2 separate regions of the Homo sapiens genome follow, and region 2 is linked to region 1. A link is a loop called in an ENCODE intact Hi-C map of the cell type or tissue named here. Cell type or tissue: ovary. All regions are shown on one strand. Each heading gives the region's core, and the rest is flanking DNA. Links, peaks and the distances in the headings are about the cores only. Region 1 overlaps PLXNA4 (plexin A4). Region 2 overlaps LOC101928782 (a long non-coding RNA gene).

Region 1 (5,370 bases), core at 235-5,234:
CAAGAGCAGAGACTGCAGTGAGCCGAGTTTGCACCATTGCACTCCAGCCTGAGTGACAGAGTGAGACTCTGTTAAAAAAAAAAAAAAAAAAGCCCTTTTAGGGAAATTGAACTCTAGCCTTGGTCTACCTGGTTTCCAGACCCAATGGAAAGTGTGTCTCAGACCCGAGTGCCTGCATGCAAAGATTTCCAGATTTCTCTGGCACATTCCTTTTCCAACCTTTTCACTTACCATGTTTATTTTTACTGTTTGTTTTTTTCTCACTGCTATTCTACTATAATTGTGCCCAATTTGGTGATTGGGACAAAAAAGGCACGGAAACTGGGTTGTAGCTTGCCCAGATACTCTGCTAATTTCTACCTTCTTCTGGGGGTGGAGTTTAGGACTTCCTATGCCCCCTCCGCCCCACCCAGGCTTCCCTCCTCCCCAGAAACTTGAAACTCTCCTGGGAGGGTGGCCACCCGCATACAGGCTCCCCAATATATGCACCTTGGCCCTCTCCAAAGGGCCTCCTTTTTGCCCCTCCCCACCCTCAACCACAGACACATCTTTAAAACCTTGTCTTGAATGTTCACCAGACTCTAACATGTGTCCACGTGTCCCCCGGGGCTCCCTCCTGCCTGGCTGTCTGCCTCCTGCAGGTCTGTCTGCTTATGTGCACCGACACGGCAAACACACATGGTGCACCAACATTTCAGCCCAGTGTTGCTTTGAACAAGGCCTTCCAGGGGATCAGAAATGTGGACAGCAGATGTCAGAGGTGACCCACCGTCTGCTGTTTATGGGAGTTGCTCATTCCCTGGGTCAGGGAATGTGTACAGAGACTGTCACAGCCAGCGCAATGAGCATCCAAGAGGTTGTCACTGGTATCTCCCTGGGAACTGGACCACGATTTAAAAAAAAAAAAAAAGCTTGCCTAGAACACAGACACGCTAGGGTAACTGTAGATCTTACATTCACACACATCCTGGGCTTGACATCCTTGCCTTCAGCAGCTTGGCAGACAGAAAAATAACAGTTTGTTTTCTGTGTGATCAGAGTTAACTTAACCAACCCCTGCCAAGCTCTTCTCTTTGTCAGGAGAAAGAGTCAGAGGGAAGTGAGGGCATGCAAGTAAGCGCGAGGGGGTGGCGGACGGAGAGCCAGGTGAGGAGAGGCAGCCGGAGAAAAACAGTGCTGGGAAGCTGGCCGGTGAGTGTGGAGCCAGGTGATGTGCCAGGCATCTGACAGCCGTCAAGGAAGGGCAGCTGGCAAGGGATTGCCAGGAACCGGAGGGCAGAAAAACAGGGAGATTTGGGGCAACAAACGACATAGTCAGTGGCTGGAACTTGCTGGGGATGCCCTTGTGAGCCCTGCCGCGGGAGCAGTCATTCTCAAAATTTAGGATGCATCCAGACCACCTGTAGAACTTATTAAATACAGATTGCTGGCTTCAGCCCTGGAGTTTCTGATTCTGTAGGTCTGCGCAAGGCTAGAGATTTGGCATTTCTAACAAGTTCCCGGATGCTGCTGGTCAGGAGCCCAAACTCTGAGAACCACTGCACTCAGGGAAGCCCAAAGCTGACTTGCTTTAACCTCTTCCAATATGGCATCCACCAAGAGCAAAAGCTTTATTCATGGGAAAGGTCATTCAGTGCTTGGAGAAGCACGGAGACTCTGCTCTCCTCTCTCCAGGCAGGAGGTAAGAAGTGAAAGCAGAATCTTTGGTTCGTGGGGTGTTGCAGGTTGAACTGTATCTCCCCAAAGGGAAAGCTGAAGTCCCAACTTCTGATACTTGTGCATGTGACCTTTTTGTAAATAGGGTCTTTGGAGATCTAATCAAGTTAGGATGAAGGATGGGCTTTAATCCAGTGACTGGTGACTTCATGAGAGAAAAGAATGGGAAATTTAGACAGAGAGACCCGGGCCATGTGAAGACAAAGGCAGAGATTGGAGTGATGCTGCCACAAGCCAAGGAACAGCAAGCACTGCCAGCAGTCACTGGAGGTGGGAAGAGGCAATGAAGGATTCAGCCCTACCGGCCCCTTGATTCCAGACTTCTAATCTCCAGAGCTGTGACAGAATACATTTCTGTTGTTTTATGACACCCAGTTTGTGGTCACCTGTTATGGCACCCCCGGCAAATGAATACACTGGGTTTTCAGAGTTTGTTTGTGTTGCCATCTTAAAAGCGCCCAGTATGACCACTGTGGGTAGGTCTTGTGTCATGCTGACTTTCAAGGGAGATGCCTGTCCTCTGCACATGTCTGTAGGTGCAGCTCCAGGTTGCTTGACTGTGGAGATGTTCACCAGGGCAGTCCAACTCAGGTGTCTGAGAAGGCAGGGGTGGAGAACATGGGAGAGGTGGGGAAGCATGGCACTGCCCTGCAGAACTCCAGCAGAGCCCTTTGACTGGGAAGGAAGCAAGTGGAGAGCATAGGAGAGGTGGGGAAGCATGGTACTGCCGTGCACGGCTCCAGCAAAGCCCCATGGCTGGGAAGGCAGGGTAAGGCACTGTGCATTTCAGGAACTTACACGGAATAAAAGAAAGGTTAGGATGACAGGGAGGCAGTGTGAGAAAACCTGCTTCTGGAGCAGGAAGTCCGGTGATCTCAGAGCACCAGGAAATTAGCATAAGGAAACAGCAAAATTGTCCGTTAAGAATGCAGAGCCAAAACTTCATGGTAGAGGAGTGCAGCGGCAATGTGTTTGGAGAGTAGGAAACAGGTGGAGAGAATTATAAATTACAAGGAACCCTGAGAACAGATCTAGAGTAGGAAACAGGTGGAGAGAATTATAATTTACAAGGAACCCTGAGAACAGACCTAGAGTAGGAAACAGGTGGAGAGAATTATAATTTACAAGGAACCCTGAGAACAGATCTAGGATGAAGCCCTCATCACAGCACCTGGAATATGCTAGTTTTCTATTTCTCAATTTGGAGTTCCCTGGGGACTGCATGGGAATCACCAGTAGCACTTACTCAAAATGCACGTTCCTGGGCTCCACCTCAGCCATGCTGCGTGAGAGTCTCAGTGGACAGGGCCTGGGAAGCTGCATTTTCACAAGCTCTGCAGGGGTTTTATGCTAAGTCTGAAAACCATGCTGCATGTGCTTAGGAAACGTTAGTAGGTTTCCCCCTTTCTAGATTAGATTAGGGGAAATAGAGAAGAATGGAAGAGAGGAGAGGAGGTTTCAGAAGGGCCTTTGGATGGCTCTCCTCCATATCGCCTTGCCCAGGACCTCTATGTGGGCCACCTTGGGGTGCGTGTGGACATGCCTTCCCTTCCACGGTTGGACCAGTCCTGACAAGCGCTGCGGGGCCAGGCGTCACAGGACTGGAGTCACCCGACTGTCGCAGCACTGCCACCTGCTGGCTGCAGGAGAAAATGCAGAATTCAACAGAGAGTCCACACTTGTTAAAGACCAGCTTCAGAAACACACAGGCAGAGACCCGCGCACACACATACCTACATATACACCACAGAACAGAGCCCCTCCGACCCTGGCTAGACCACAGCAGCATCTGTGATTTTGCCTGTGTAACAACTACAGATGGGTTCGATTTCTCCCTTCAGGGGACAGATGAGATTGGAGTGGGGGAGAAGAATTAAAAAAAAAAAAAAAAAAAAAAAGCAAAGTGCGTGATGATCACCAGAGGCTCTGAAAAGACTTCCTCTTCCCTCCTTCCTTCCTGTTTTCCGGTAAACACAGGAGGTAAAGATGTGCAAGTTGTGGAAACGCTCATTCTGCAGGGGGTGGGGAGGGAGAGTCCTGCAGCTGAGGCATCCCTTGGCTCCCAGCCCTGGGGAAGGAGAGGGAAAGCAGGGAGGGAGGAAGCCAGGAGGCTGGAGAAGCTGACCCTCCCCCAGCTTAGCGCTCTCAAGTGTCCAAAGCAAGTGAGCACATACTGATATCACCTCCTTTCCTCGACACTCTGGGTTCTGGGCAGTATTGCGCTCTTTTCTGCCTCAGTTTCCCCTTTAGTGAGCAGATGGGGCTGCCAGAGGGTCAGACCCTGGTGTGATCTCTGGTGCTCAGAAGGGTGAGAGTGTCCACATGAATCACCTGTCTGGCTAGGAAGGGCTCCAACTCCCTCCCCCTGCAACCAGGGCCCTGAGATGCTACCCCTGCCCTCTCCGCTCCAGTCCCCCTGCCTGCAGGCCTGCTTGTTGTGTGGGATGAACTGCTGAGATTGCCTTGTCTCGGTTCATGACCTTATGTCAAAACCACTTGGGATTGAGTTTCTTTGACCGGGTTACTCGGGTCTTCAGGGAAAATGGATTACAGCCTTTCCCAGGAGGCACAGATTCTTGCGCTCTCAGAGAATGTTCTCTGGCCTGCAAACTGTGCCTGCCTGGCCCCGACCCTTGCTCTGCCTGGCTCTTGTTCTCCACTCCCTGCTCTTGGATTTCTTCCCTACCCATTTCTGAAATTGCCTGGCCAGGTGTAACCTGAGCCAGCTGAGGGAGGGAGCAGGCTGAGAGGCTCCCTACAACTGGTGTTCCACAATGCTGTGCTGACTTTTGCTTGTGCTGCTCCATTTTGCTCTTGTTGCACACAACCTGGTCATGGTAAACTCATGGTAGCTTTGCAAGGATAGGCAAATGGTCACTGAATGCCACAGAATAAAAGTAATCAGGGAAGACTTTGGATCCTATGCTAGTGAATCCCAGACCAGTAAATCCAACCCAGTTCAGTCCAACTCAAGTCAACCAATTTATTCCAATTCAACATAACACAACCCAATCCAACCCCATCCAATGCAACCCAATCCAATTCAATCCAACTGAACACAACACAACCCAATCCAATCAAATTCAACCCAATCCAACTCAACTCAATCCAATTCAATACAATCCAACACAACCCAATCCAATCAAATTCAACCCAACCCAACCCAATCCAACCCAACTCAATCCAATACAACCCAACACAACCCAACCCAATCCAGTCCAACCCAACCCAACCCAACTCAATCCAATTCAGCACAACCTAACTCAACCCAATTCAATCCAATCCAATCCAACCCAACCCAACCCAACCCAGTCCAATCTAACATGATATAGCACAGCACACACAACCCAACACAACCCAATCCAATTACATTTAATCCAACACAAACTTAACTGAACCCAGCCCAATTCAATTCAACACAACACAACTCAATCTAATCCAGCACAACCCAACTAAATCTAATTCAACACAACACAATCCAATCCAATTCAACCCAACCTAATCCAATAAATCCAGTCTAACACAACACAACACACACAACCCAATTTAACAAAACCCAACCTAATCCAATCCAATACAACACAACACAGCCCAACCTAACCCAATGCAGCACAATACAACTCAATCCAATCCAACCCAACCCCAGCACAACAC
Region 2 (5,370 bases), core at 138-5,137, 370 kb after region 1:
TTTACACTACCCACCACAAAGAATTCCTATCCAAGATGTGCCCATGGAAGTCACCAGAGACTCTCACCATCCCTCCTGGCCTGCCCCACCCTCTCCCTCCTGGGTGATTACCCCACTCTCCCTTCTCCCATTCCCCAGTCAAAATTCCAAGATCTAGGGCCTCCAACTCCATTTCCACCCATAGCTCTCCTTAGGGACTACCTTCCAGGGGCCCTGTTAGAGTGAGCTCATTTAAACAGTAAATGGAGTCACTCAGCAGCAGCTGGCAAGTGTTTTCAATGAGTTGGAAAATCAGGTTGAAGGTATCGTGAAATATGGTGCTTACAGAGAGGCCCAGACGCATGGGCTAAGTACTTTGTGATTAGGCCTGCCTTACCCATTCCTCCCTCCAGCCCCATCTCTTCACCCTCCTTCTTTCCTTCTCCAGAGTTTTTAAAGTTAAAATGTGCCTGCGTATTTTATTAATATCTTGTAAGAGAAGCTTCTTCAAGCAAACGGTTCTTTGCCTTAGGGGTCAATGTGATCTTTTTTGTACATGTGTATAGCAGGATATGTTGGGCTTGTAAATGTGTGTGAGTTTCTGAGTGTAGGTGCCGAATAAATGTTTATTGATGATGCCTACCTATGCAATCTGCATGGTGCTTGTATTTCTATTGCTTGTGCATTTGCACATCATAAACACAAACACACACACACACACACACACACACACACACACACACACAGGCTTGCTTCCAGAGCCATACATGCTCTATTTTCAGTTTCTGAGTGTCCTAAGAGGTTATATCCTGTCTAGATGGACGGACCGAGAGTACACTTGGATTTCTACCAAGATATATTCTCCTAATTCACCAGAACCCCCCGCTTCCTGCCCATCCCCTACACAGAGCATCTCACGCCATGCAGTGCAGGGAAGCACATTCCTCAAAGCTCAGCTGCCCACCTCTGAGCAGGTGCAAATCCACCCACTGCATCCTCCCATCCACCTTTCTCCCCTCTGACTTCTGCTCTCCTCCTAAATGGTCTCTTTTCCCCCTGCCTCCTCCTCCTCCGTTTCCCTTCTCCAGAGAGGCAGAGGTTAGGTGTGCTTGACCATGATTCACCAAGTGCAGACATCAAAACAGCAAAGGGATGTGGACACCATCTCCAGCCTCTCGTTTCATGGACTGGCTAAGGTTCAGGGATGCTGAAGGATTTCTCCCATGTGCCCAAGGTAGTTCACAGAAGAGCCTGCTCCAGAGCGTGTGTTTTCCCAGCCTTTCCCACAACCTGGCCCCCGGTGGAGGAAGCGGTTCCCCTCCACCGACCCCTGCCTCCCACATCAGAGGTACTGCACCCAATGAGTGCGGCCAACCAAGACCACCAGGGGATGAAATGAGTCACATCGACTGTCTCTAGGATGGAAACTTGGTAGGGATTCTGTTTCCTGTGAGCAGGAAGAACGCGAGATGAGACACAGGAGGACCGATCCTGCTGCTCTCAGGCCTCTCATATGACTTCACAGAGGACAACTTTGGCCCCTCCCCGCCCAGCTCTGGCAGGTGCATGTCAGTGGACTCTGTCCAACAGGCAGAGTCCACGGAAAGGAAGGACAAGATGATGTAAGCATGAGATCCCAGATGCTGGCCCTGGGAGGGGTTTTAGGGACCATCTCCTCATTCAGTGTCTTTGCATTACACAGAAACTGGGCACATAGAGGCTCCAGGACTGGCCAAGGCCACCGGGACCGGTCCCAGGCTTTGCACTCCCAGGGTGCTGTCCCATTTACAAACCCTCGCCGTCCATTCCTTTTTGGAGTGAGTCCTGGTGGCACTCCTATAGGAACAGCGTGTGGGGAGGCCTAGGTGTGGCCTGGCCTCAGATGAGGACACCATCCAAGTGACCCGGCCGCTGCATCCCTGCTCTTTGTGCCACACCCCAAGTCCCTTTGCTTCCCGGAGATGGAGCAGATGACAGAGGCGCACGGAGGAAGCGGGCCTGGGGACACACGGTGTGCCGAGCTCTTTCGTCCACCTGGGTCGACCTCCACAAATCTACTGCTCCGGGGTTCCCGCGCGGGTCCCCAGGCAGCCAGGAGGTGACGCGGTCGGCGAGGAAGGGGCTGCGGCCGCGCGGTTCCTTCTCCAATGACAGGCGCGCCCTCTGCTGCTAGAACTAGGAAGCGCGCGCCTGGCCCGGCTCAGAGCCCGAGCTTGGAACCCGCAGCCGCCCGCACCCTCCAGAGAAACCGGCTTAGAAAAGCCTGCCGCCGCGAAAGCAACCAGAGGCCCTCCCGCTTCCGGGGTGCTCTGAGGACTCAGACAGGAGGGAATAGAACCTGGGAGGAGAAGGAAGAGGAGCTACCTGAACTCTGTGAGGAAAGGGAGGGGATCCTTGCATTTGGGATTTAGGACAAAATCCTTGCATTTGGGATTTAGGCTCCTTCCCCATCCTTTGTCCTCTCCACGAAGCTCCTCTCACCCCAACCACCAAACTGTGCCCATGAAGTGAATGGCCCAATAAGGAGCCTGTGGGAGCCACAGTGTCTGGAGATTTTACTCGGCCATCTCTTGAGCCCTGGGAAAAGTTTTAAAATGTTCACTTTGGCAACTTCGAGCCTGGTTCAAAGCATGGTGTCTCCGCAGGAAGAGTACAGGACTGGGAATGAGGCCTCCTGGAATCTGGTTCCATTTCAACCACTCTTTTCCCCTGTGCTAAGTCCCGTGTCCTCTCTGTGGCTCAGTTTCCTGACCTATTTATTACATGGGCCTCTCATGTCCCGGAAAATTCACTGAGGTACCAGGTATGCTACAGCACTAGCAAGCCGTCGTGCCACTGCCCTGCTCTGGCTGGGTTGTCTTTTCCTGGAAATGGGCAGTGGTAAGAGGAGGGTGGAGACAGAGCCTCCGGCCATCTCCCCTGCTCCTCGCCCCTGCTGGGACTCCCACTGCGCAGTGTTTCCCTCTTACCTCTGGACAATCCCACAGACTCCTTCCTCCAGGCAAGGCATCCCCAAGGAAGTGCAAATAAAAATGCTGTTGGTGGTGGAGGCAACATATTCAGTGAAAATCCACCAAGGTTACTGGCTGAGGCTGGAGCAGGATGGGGGTGAGGGGAATACTGCTCGAGGAAGGCAGGAGGGACCAGGGAAGAGGTCCTTGGACAGCACCAGCCGGAGGGTCCTCGCATGGGGCCTTGGAGGCGGCAGGGAAAGGAAGCTTCTCTCTGATTTTAGAATGTCCGTGGAGACAGCCTTGAGTTGCTTTCCATGTCAGATCACAAGCATAGGCTTTGGGAAGAACTGGTGAACAACTATAAGGTGGCATTCTCCTTGTGCCTAGGACAGCTACTGACCCCCTCAGCCTCACTGACCTCATCCAGAAATTGCAGATGTAAAACCTACCCCAATGCAAGTAAATTCCTTCACCCAGTAAGCAGCATAGTAGTGCACAAAATTATTGTTGTTATTATTATCATGATCATCGTGGTCCTATCAGGCCTAACCCTCTCATTTTCTGCATGATGTTCCCTTACTTGAATTTCTGTTTCCTCATCAACAAAAGTCATGTTTGCCCCTCCTTAGTTCTGGGGGTTGTGGTGGGGAGGAGGAAAAAGGCATCCCAGGTGCATCAGCAGAGGAATGTCCCTGAAGGACCCGAAATGCTATTATTGAAGGCTAAATGTTCCGTGGCTAAAAGCTGCTATAGCGATCTTTGCATCCACTTGATTTGAATGGGCACATTACTGTAATGTCCCAGTGCTGCAGTCAACACGGGGAAGGTTGAGCTATTTGTAACAAGATGCATGAGCAGCATAAAGATCAAATGGTGGAAGAGAGCACGTCTGGCTCACTTGAGAAAACAGGGCTAGTGGCTTTGAATATGGCTGGAATCCATCCATGGCCGCCTGCCTCAGAAACCGCTGCCTGGGGCTTGCTGTAGGGAGGACTGGAAAGACAGGAGCAGGTGGAGAAAGAAGGCAAATATGAGGAGGAGAGAGACATAGACAAACCACTGGACACCGTGAGAGAGAATCCAGTCACAATTCCAGCTCCAGGGGCATTATGGATGCTGAGAGTCCCGTCCTCCACCTGCAGCTCTGAGAATACCACCTACCATCCAGCAAGCTTTCTCCAAACCCTCATATCTGGACTGAGCTCCTCATTCTTTGGTGTCAAGCTGTTCAGGTGAGCAGCTCTAGCCTATTTCTCCCCCTGTTCTCCTGTCCACAGGGACAGAGCATGCTACAGCCGCAGGTCTCCAAGGCTCCATTTGGAACAGAGGTGGGGGCGCGATTGATGCCCTGGAAGGACTAGGGAGGTGGCAGGAGAAGGCTGGACAAAAACACTTGCAGACCCTGATCAATACACCCTCCAGGCCAGCGCTGCCTTTTAAGTCATCTCCATTGCCCCCCATCAGCTCCTCCCCAGAACTTCATTTGAAACTAATATTGGGAAGGGCCTGGGAGGAATGTCATTTGGCTGAAATCAAACCCCCCATGGGATGACCAAACACTCATCCTCCTTTTTCTTTTCCTTCCAAACCCTGGGAAAAGCTCTGGGTCTTGGTTTTGTTATCTGCAGATTAAGAGTAGGAGTCCAGGCTCTCTAAGGACCCTACTCACTTCTACCTGGCAACCTGCATAACTCACGCCCTCTCCTGACATCACATGTGGCACGGACTCACACTCACGCTCAGCGTTCACTCCTATTTCTCAGCCTCATCTCCACACGTGGTGTCCCTTTGCCCTCCCCACTAGCAAGGCCGGTGCCTTTCAGCACTGACATTCTGATGGCTGCTTCCGCCCTCCCCACCCTCCCTCTTATCACAGGAGGCGTTCCTCCCAGCTCCCCCTCACCGCATTGGCTGCCTCATGCCACTCTTTTTTATTATTATGGCAAAATATTCATAACTTATTTTTTATCATTTTAACCATTTGTCAGCATACTATTTGGTGACATTAAGTGCATTCACAATATTGCGTAACCATCACCACTGTCTCATCATCCCCAGTGCAAACTCTGTACCCATCCCCAGATAACCTCTAATCTACTTTGTCTCTATGAATTTCACTAATTTAGGTTTCTCATATAAATTGAATATGCAGTATTTGTCCTTCTGTGTCTGGTGTATTTTGCCTAGTACAATGTTTTCAAAAAGTCTGTCCATGCTGTAGCATATATAAAAATTCCCTTTCTTTTGATGACTAAGTAATATTTCATTGTATGGATATACCACAGTTTACTTATCCATTCATCCATCAATGGATACATGGGTTGCTTCTACCTTTTTGCTATTGTGAATAATGCTGCTGTGAACATTGATGTGCAAACATCCCTGCCTTCAATTTTTTTTCAGGATCTACCTAGCAGTAGGATTGCCAGATCCTACG

What was found. Hi-C counts contacts between places; a loop is a spot of excess contacts. Peaks named below come from ENCODE experiments on the same cell type or tissue, not always from the same donor. Only the 100,000 strongest peaks of a DNase experiment are listed, where the experiment ranks them.
Region 2: a loop joins it to region 1, with 2.6 times the contacts of the local background. A loop is called at or near these places in 10 of 110 quality-filtered maps.

The regions. Positions count from the first base shown.
Region 1 is chr7:132,316,906-132,322,275 of GRCh38, reverse strand. The region is part of intron 3 of PLXNA4 (plexin A4); the gene reads left to right. Among named protein-coding and RNA genes, the nearest start is that of PLXNA4-AS1, 33 kb to the left of the region's middle. In ovary, for the core only: a CTCF peak has its summit at 3,337 (motif pointing left); a DNase peak (open chromatin) is centred at 3,325.
Region 2 is chr7:131,942,327-131,947,696 of GRCh38, reverse strand. All of the region lies in intron 5 of LOC101928782 (a long non-coding RNA gene), which reads right to left. Among named protein-coding and RNA genes, the nearest start is that of PLXNA4-AS2, 320 kb to the left of the region's middle. RefSeq lists a silencer at 2,134-2,193. In ovary, for the core only: a CTCF peak has its summit at 2,115 (motif pointing left); a DNase peak (open chromatin) is centred at 2,142.